Regions from separate parts of the Homo sapiens genome. Here regions 1 and 2 are each linked to region 3. Evidence: chromatin contacts called from ENCODE Hi-C or POLR2A ChIA-PET data. All regions are on one chromosome and are shown on one strand. Each heading gives the region's core, a stretch centred on a gene start or an enhancer-like site at or near the end of the contact. The rest is flanking DNA. Distances are from core to core; before and after follow the strand shown. Region 1 has its middle 4.8 kb from the start of TAT. Region 2 holds the start of TAT-AS1 (TAT antisense RNA 1). Region 3 holds the start of LINC02136 (long intergenic non-protein coding RNA 2136).

The links. A loop is a pair of places that touch in the nucleus more often than their neighbours do. ChIA-PET counts read pairs that join two places held with the same protein, here RNA polymerase II (POLR2A). Pooled maps may share reads with other maps.
Region 1: a map of K562 shows a loop between it and region 3 (1.9-fold over the local background). The contact joins the enhancer-like site here to the promoter of LINC02136 in region 3. A Hi-C loop is called at or near these places in 1 of 168 maps with a recorded cell type or tissue (K562).
Region 2: a pooled map shows a loop between it and region 3 (2.8-fold over the local background). The contact joins the promoter of TAT-AS1 here to the promoter of LINC02136 in region 3. A Hi-C loop is called at or near these places in 1 of 168 maps with a recorded cell type or tissue (HepG2) and 7 of 50 pooled maps. POLR2A ChIA-PET finds 5 or more read pairs at or near these places in 7 of 52 experiments (A549, BJ, GM12878 and 4 more).

What each region holds. Positions count from the first base shown.
Region 1 is chr16:71,580,558-71,583,257 of GRCh38, reverse strand. No RefSeq gene overlaps it. Among named protein-coding and RNA genes, the nearest start is that of TAT, 4.8 kb to the right of the region's middle. Within about 2 kb of position 1,342, at least 3 of the 41 ENCODE cell types and tissues checked have a DNase peak (open chromatin) inside an H3K27ac peak, as active enhancers do.
Region 2 is chr16:71,563,687-71,566,392 of GRCh38, reverse strand. TAT-AS1 (TAT antisense RNA 1) reads right to left here and starts at 1,377. Exons shown (of 3, transcript NR_103852.1): 1 at 1,271-1,377; 2 at 192-342. It overlaps TAT (tyrosine aminotransferase), which reads left to right. Exons shown (of 12, transcript NM_000353.3): 12 at 1-733. LOC124903710 (a long non-coding RNA gene) reads left to right here and starts at 1,453. Exons shown (of 2, transcript XR_007065106.1): 1 at 1,453-1,500; 2 at 1,569-2,706. RefSeq lists an enhancer at 426-957.
Region 3 is chr16:71,425,023-71,427,722 of GRCh38, reverse strand. It overlaps LINC02136 (long intergenic non-protein coding RNA 2136), which reads left to right and starts at 1,259. Exons shown (of 3, transcript NR_146574.1): 1 at 1,259-1,562. It overlaps TRM-CAT2-1 (tRNA-Met (anticodon CAT) 2-1), which reads right to left and starts at 1,230; the gene lies at 1,158-1,230. RefSeq lists enhancers at 690-789, 1,341-1,841.

The DNA.
Region 1 (2,700 bases), core at 93-2,592, 160 kb before region 3:
TACAAGATGAAACAGTTCTGGAGATCTGTTGTACAACAACGTGAATAAACTAAACTGTACATTTAAAAATGTTTAAGTTGGCTGGGCATGCTGGCTTATGCCTGTAATCCCAGTACTTTGGGAGGCTGACGTGGGAGGATCACTTGAGGCCAGGAGCTCAAGACCAGCCTGGACAACATAGCGAGATCCCGTCTCTACGATAAAATAAAAAATTGGCAGGGCGTGGTGGTGTGTATCTGTAGTTCTAGCTGCTCTGAAGGCTGGGGTATGAGGATCACTTGAGCCCAGGAGTTTGAGGCTGCAGTGAGCTATGATCACACCACTGCACTCCAGCCTGGGCAACAGAGCCAGGCCCTGCCTCTTAAAAAAAGTTAAGATGGTAAATTTAATGTTAAGTATTTTTTTTTACCACAATTAAAAAATTTTAAATACAAAATGGCAAACAACAATTTTATACTTAAGAAAAAAAAAGGCCAGGTGTGGTGGCTCACACCAGTAATCCTAGCACTTTGAGAGGCTGAGGCGGGTGGATCACCTGAGGACAGGAGTTCGAGACCAACCTGGCCAACATGGTGAACCCCTGTCTCTACTAAAAATACAAAAAATTAGCCGAGAGTGGTGGTGGACACCTGTAATCCCAGCTACTTGGGAGGCTGAGGCAAGAGAAACGCTTGAACATGGGAGGCGGAGGTTGCAGTGAGCTGAGATAGTGCCATTGCACTTCAGTCTGGGCAACAAGAACGAAACTTTGTCTTAAAACAAACGAACAAACAAAAAACGAGTGTTTCTACACTTTACTGGGTCCTGACTTCCCTGTAAAGTTTATCTGGCATCAGGAAAGCTTCCTAAGTAGACTTGGGTCCTCTCACGTTCTCTCTGTCTGCATTTTTTTTTTTTTTTTGAGACGGAGTCTCGCTCTGTCGGAGCACTTTCGGCTCACTGCAAGCTCCGCCTCCTGGGTTCACACCATTCTCCTGCCTCGGCCTCCAGGTGGGACTACAGGCGCCCGCCACCATGCCAGGCTAATTTTTTTTTTTTTTTTTGTATTTTTAGTAGAGACGGGGTTTCACCGTGTTAGCCAGGATGGTCTCGATCTCCTGACCTTGTGATCCACCCGCCTCGGCCTCCCAACGTGCTGGGATTACAGGCGTGAGCCACCGCGCCTGGCCCTCTCTGTCTGCTTTCTACCGAGGGAAAACATTAGCTACAGAAGAGCGCATGACCAAAACTTGTTTGCCTTGTCTGTTTTTCCTTCTGATTTAGGTTTCGTTGTCAACTGCCAAAGCCGAGGCGAGGGTGTGTCCATGGTGATGACCTTCTGGTACAGCAGCTCTTGTCCCCATCACACACCCCTTGGCCTGCAGATTCTGCGTCAGCGGCACTATTTGCAGGACAACCCGCCAAAATTTTGTGCTGCTTGCTGTTTTTTGATCTGTAAACCTGAGTCTCAGCCAGTCAGGTTGACACAGAGGAGACTGGGCCAGTGATCTCAAAGCAGCTGTCTTGTTGCTTTGCAGTGGCTTCCTAGGCCAAAGTCCTACCTACGAGAAAGATGAGTCCCCTTGTAGACAGACGGGTGAGGGACATGAACAGACAATTCACAAAATGGGAAGAGCAAAGAAACATGAAACATGACCACCCTCGCTAAAATAGAGGGGACAGAGTTAACAGAAATAACAGCAGCACTTGGATACCATTTTTCCTCCATCAATCAGTTTGGCAAAGATTTTTTTAAGAAAATAATTCCCAGGGTTTGCAGACAATTACTGATAGAAAGGTAAATGGCCTTTTTTAAAGCAATGTGGCTGTGTGTATAAAAAACTGTAAGAATGTTCATTCTGGAATAGCATATGCCAGAAAGAGAGTCAAGAAGATACAGGAATTTAGTACAAAGTGACATTTTAAGTAAGGAAGAAGACAGATTTCCTTTTCTGGCTGTATTGAGGACAGGATAACCTAGAAAATCTTCCATTACAAAAATATTTAGACATACTTGATAAAATATAACAAAATGCCTGAGCTCCCAAGATAAAAAGGGAAGACCCCAGGGGTCACAACCTATAAGGGAATAATCTAAGTCTCCTGGTTTAATGTCCAGTTGGAGACAGGACACCAATCTTACAGGCTGTGTAAATGTGGGAGGGGGAGTTGGATCCGTGTCTCCTTGAAAATCTGAACCTTGAGGCCAGGTGCAGTGGCTCACGCCTGTAATCCCAGCACTTTGGGAGGCCGAGGCGGGAGGATCACTTGATGTCAGGAGTTCAAGACCAGCCTGGCCAATATGGTGAAACCCCGTCTCTACTAAAAATACAAAAATTAGCCGGATGTGGTAGTGTGTGCCTGTAGTCCCAGCTACTCGGGAGGCTGAGGCAGGAGAATGGCATGAACCCGGGAGGCGGAGGTTGCCGTGAACTGAGATAGCGTCGTTGCACTCCAGCTTGGGTGAGGAGGGTGAGACTCCGTCTCAAAAAAAAGAAAAGAAAATCTGAACCTTGAGTGACAGAAATCAGTCATAGTAGCCTTCTCACATTGAGAAAAATCTGATTCTTACTTGATCTCTTTTAAAGACCAGTGGTCTCAACCTCTGACAAAGATTCTCTGATTGACCAGACTTTTGTCAGGCTTCTGGATCTTCTTCTAAGCCCATCTGCACTTCCTTGCAAGATCCAGTTTTAGCAAAGAACCCTGAGTCATTTTGGC
Region 2 (2,706 bases), core at 128-2,627, 140 kb before region 3:
CTTTCAAGGTTGGGGGTTAGGAATCTATCATAACTAGTCTAGAGATTTCTCACCAAGGGAAATTTTCCTTATCTAAAAGAGGAACTTCAGGTCTCAACCCTGCCAGTCACACCCAATTAATGTCCTTCACAAAAATAAACAGCATATGTTCCCTTTCAATTTGAGTTCAGTGAGCTCACAGCAAAATTTACCTTTTAATTTTCTTCAGCAAATCCAAGACGAATATACAAAGGATGAGATTAGATAAAGATTTCAGTTTCCCGTATGCCACCGCTGCCGCCAATTTTCCAAAAAAGCCTGGCTCCTCTTTTCCTGTTCCTCCATCCAAGCCCCCAAAGATCTCTAACCAGAAATAAACAGGAAGACTCAGTGATTTACAAAAGACATTTTAGTTTTACACGTACAGAAAATTCTACCCAGCATTACAGAATTCTTAGACTTCTTAAATTCCTGATTTTCCTTGGTATTTACATTTTGATAAGGGAGCCAATGGTTCTTCAAACATTTGAAAAGAACACATACACACTGGACAATTTCAAACGATACAAACAAACGCAACTGTCCTTCTTTCTCATTCCTGTCCTTCAGCCACCCAGTTTCTTCTCCCCTGAGGGAATCAGTTATCATTTGCTGGTCATACTTCCAGATTATACTGTGCCTATGTAAGTGTGTGTGTGTGTGTGTGTGTGTGCACTTTTCATTTTTTCAAATAAAGTATTACTCAACTTTGTAATTCTGCGCGCTCTGGAGGTCAAAGGAGGGATGGCATTGCTGGGGTGTCCCCCACATCCTGAGTGTCTCTAGATAAAAAGGAGCTACCGGGCGGCGGCTGCTTTCCACACAAGCTTAAAATTGCCAAGAGTCAACTGCCAGTTGCTTTGGGTGGTGGCGTCAGAGTGTCTTCAGATAACACGAAGAATGCGTGTAAAGATCGGAGACGGCCGGGCGCGGTGGCTCACGCCTGTAATCCCGGCACTTTGGGAGGCCGAGGCGGGCGGATCACGAGGTCAGAAGTTTGAGACCATCTTGACCAACTTGGTGAAACCTCGGCTCTACTAAAAATACAAAAATTAGCCAAGCGTGGTGACGCGCGCCTGTAATCCTAGCTACTTAGAAGGCTGAGGCAGGAGAATCGCTTGAACACCGGAGGCAGAGCTTGCAGTGAGCCGAGATGGCGCCACTGCACTCCAGCCTGGGTGACAGAGCGAGACTCCATCTCAAAAAAAAAAAAAAAAGGACCGGAAACAAGGGCTCTCAGCTGCGAATTCACCTTTTCTTTGTGTCCGAGCCCCGCCTACCGGGTAACTGGAGAGTATCAGGACTGGGTGCTACCAAGCGCCTCACAGCAGCCCCCAGCCGACACCAACATCCCAACCCTGGGCGACCCGCGGCTGCGCAGGCGCGGATGCATGTTTAGGGGGCTGCGCTAGTCAGTGCGCATGCGCCGTCGCTAGGCAACAGGACACAGCTCCGGGCGCCGGCGTAGAATCTGAGCTGCAGGTGAGGGTTAGTTCCTTTATTCGGCCTCTGCGTTCTCTTAGGATGTTACATTTTGTTTCCTTTTTCAGCCTGTCTACCCTGGTCACACCCTGCTTCGAGTTTCTCTTCCTCCTTTGCCCCCGGTTTGGGCTCTGACTGGTGGAATTGTTCCAGGAAGTTGACAAAACATCCTAGGCTTTTGTAATCACCTGTTAACCTTTCCCAGCTCTGGATCAGAAGCAGCAACTTCCATGAGTTGTGACGCAGAGCAGACAATTCTATTAGCTGGTGTTAGTTTCCAATGGTATAGCCCCTTGGAACTTTTCTCCAAAGAATCGTGGCCCTCACCGTCCGCAGTGCCTGACATTAGGATCTCTACTCAGCCAGAAAAATAAATCCACCCCCGTGCCTTTGTCAAAGACAAAGCAGGACAGTAAAGCGGTTGAGACAGGTTTTAACCAGTAATATACTAATGGAATAAGGAGGAGTCCAGCACGAACTGAACTCAACTTTGATTTGTACAAATGTTACTCAGACTTTAAAGGAAAAATGGGGAAATAGGGAAGGGGAGAGGAATGAGGGGGCGCTCAGAAGAGTGAGGGAAGTGAAAGATTACAAAAAGTGCGAAGTAGGGGTTAGTCCATGTGAAACCCATCTGGGTTTGTTAAAGGGTGTTTCTGGAAGTTAGGCTTTTATCCTCCTACAGATGCTGGGAGATAGGAGCCATATCTTAAGGTGTTGGCTGGAACAGTAAATTCCTTTGGCAGCCTGAGTTTTTTTAGGCAGGCCCTTTAAAGCGGGGCTGGAGTCATCCTAGAGATGCTACCTTGAACTGTTAGAGACTGTGTTAGAGTTTTGTTCAAGTCTGTTGAGGCCTAGTCCACAAATGGCTCAGAGGAACCTGGCTAGAGTTTGGTCAAGGAGAGAATTTTTGTTACTCCGCATATTCTGCACATTATTCTGTGTGAGGTGTTGTATTTTACGTACCCTGAAGTTTGAATTATTGCATATATGTTGGAAAAGAACTGAATTCTCAGTACATATTATTTATATCCTTATTTATTTTAAACAATTTAGGTTTATTTACAAACAAGTTTCATATAATGTTATAGAACCTGCAAATACAGATGCTCTCTATAGGCCAAATTGTTTCACAGCACCTTCCAAAGAGGCAGTCAGTCATTTGCTAAGGTTAAGGTTGAAGCTGTATAGGAGGTGATGCCCAAT
Region 3 (2,700 bases), core at 10-2,509:
ATATACCTGAGCCATAAATTTCAAAGGATTTAACTTTTACAGAATATATTATTTGACCACAATGCAATTAAGATATAAATAATAAAAATAAAACTAGAATTTTCCTATTTTGGAAATTAAATATGCTTCTAAATAACTAATAGAGAATAAACTACAAAATAAATAGAAGGTATTGTAATGAAAAATATGGAAGGATTCAGCTAGAGCTAGAATCAGAGCTTGTCATTCAAGCCACGCCTCATCCCCCTCTCCTAGATCTCTTGAGGCTGGGTGCTGACTGCCTCGGTCTTCCTGGCTCTTGGAAGCTGGGTCTGGGATGGAGGCGAGGGTGGAGACAAGGCCTTTCTCCTAGCAGAGGAAGGTCGAGGAAAAAAGAGATTGGAAGTGGTCTAGGAGGCTGATTTTCATAGATGTTGCAAGAGGAATTGACTCAATTTAGCTCTCACCAGCAACGCTTAGTGTCCGTTTGCCTACATTCATGCCAACAGTGCGTGTTTTCTCATTTGTGGAGGTTTTTGTTTTGTTTTGTTTTAAAACTGCTGGAGTGCAATGGTGTGATGAGGGCTCACTGCAGCTCCGACCTAAGCGATCCTCCCACCTCAGAGGTGCTGGGACTAGAGGTACTTGCCACCACGCCTGGCTATTTTTATTTTTTGTAGAAACAGGGTCCCATTATGTTGCCCAGGCTGGTCTCTAAATTCCCGGGCTTAAGCTATTCTCCTATCTTGGCTCTCCAAAGTGTTGGGATTACAGATGTGAGCCAATGCACCCGGCCTCATTTGTGGATTTTAATTCCTGGGAGAGGGGACAATAGCAGTTCCTGTGGCTGTGATCTGAGTTTCTTTTCGTTATGAGCAAGGGTGATTCATTCGCGAGTTGACCTTACCATGTATTTTATTTACGCGGCCCTGTGGCAGGGTCCCCTGCTCCTGTACACCTGGCTGTCAGGTGATGGCACATCCTTACCCTCTGGTCCTCGAGGGGCACATCTACTCTTTACCCATAGTTCAGAGCACTTTGCTGGGTGACATCCGCATATTTGCTGCAATTGTTACTCTCTGGTCCTTGAGGGACACACCTACTCTTTGCCCATAGTTCAGAGTGCTTTGCTGGGTTACATCCGAACATTTGCTGCATTCGTAGCACAACAAAACAGCTGCCCTCTCTGAGGCTCGAACTCAGGACCTTCAGATTATGAGACTGACGCGCTGCCCACTGCGCTAAGAGGGCCTCTGCTTAGACAAGCTTGCTACCTCCTGTAAGAAAATGCCTGCAGCCCCTTGCACTCGCGGAGTCATCTACGCAAGGTCGGGCTCTGCAGGCAGCAGCTTCTGGTCTCACCCCGGGCTTGTGCGCACACCTGGGGACATGTGGGAAGGTCGCTCTTGCGGCCACTGAGCGGCCTGGCCTCAGGGAACGAGCCCCGCGCCGGGAAGAAAGCTGCCTGCCGGGAGCGCAGCCTATTGGGGACCCGGGACCCGAGCCACCGCGGCTCACCAAGAGGCGGTGGGGCCCTGCGGTGCGTGTGGGACGCCGGGCAGGCAGACTCTGAGCACGGCCAGGTGGGGACAAGCTCCGAGGCGTGACCGGGCTGGGGCGCGGGGGAAGCGGGGGATGAGCGCCTGGGTCCGGTGCAAGCGGCGGAGGGTGGCAAGAACCGGCAAGCACGGGAGAGGAGGCTGCAAGGGGTGACCCCAGCTGGGGTCCTCCGTCTCCAGGGCGACGGCCTCTTGATTGGGCGGGAGATGGGCTCTCGTGGCTGCCAAATGCAGGGTTCCAGGGTGGACTGAGGCTGGAGCGTGCGACCTCAGCCGCGGGTGGGCGTCAGGGGCGACCCCGGAGCGAGGGGTGAGTAGGGCCCTGGGGAGCAGGAGAGCGCGGCAGGAGGGCAGGAGGGCAGAGAAGGGGTGTGGGGTGTGAAATCTCCAGGCCCAGGTCTAGGTCCTGGAGTCGAGGTGGGGGTGAGGTGGAAGCAGGGAGGGAAGGTTCCAGAAGATTCTTGGACGTGAATTCAGTCGGAAAATGGAGGGAAGAAATTATGGTTGCCTTGGACTTGCCAATTCATTTATTTATTTATTTGTTTATTTTGCATCCCGCGTTTTTCTTTTTCTCTCTTCTTTCTCAAATAATCTTGCTTCCTGGTTACACATAGGCCCAGAGGGTCTATGAAGGGCAGCAGAGTCGCACTGCTGGCTCCAAGCAGGGCTGTCCAATTTATTGTCACATGAAAAGATGACAGGAATAAAGGGTGCGGGGAGGGATGGGCGAGTGGATGGGTGGGTGGAGGGAGCTCTCCCCATCTCAAGATTCCCTTCTCACTGTTTCAGGGATGTTACTGCCCCAGGGAGTCTTCACCCCATCCCATTGCCCAAAAACCATTTTGGGTAAGATGACGACCTTGAACTTGCCAGCTTACTCATTCTCTAAGACCTTGTGGCATTTTTGCTTGTTTTTACCAGATAACCAATCATATATTTCACTACCTGATAGGACTAGTCTCTTCTACCCCCCCCCCCCCCCCAACACACACACACCTGCTCTTCTGATCGGGGTTTCGGTGCTCCTTTGGGAACTGGTTTCCGGTGATTTCTTGCACAGTGGTCACTCTGATTCTTTCTTCTCTGATCTCCTAGGGCACTTGGTGACTAGCACATCCCAGGGTTTGAGGGGGTTCTCAGTTGTTCTCTGTGTGTTAGTCCT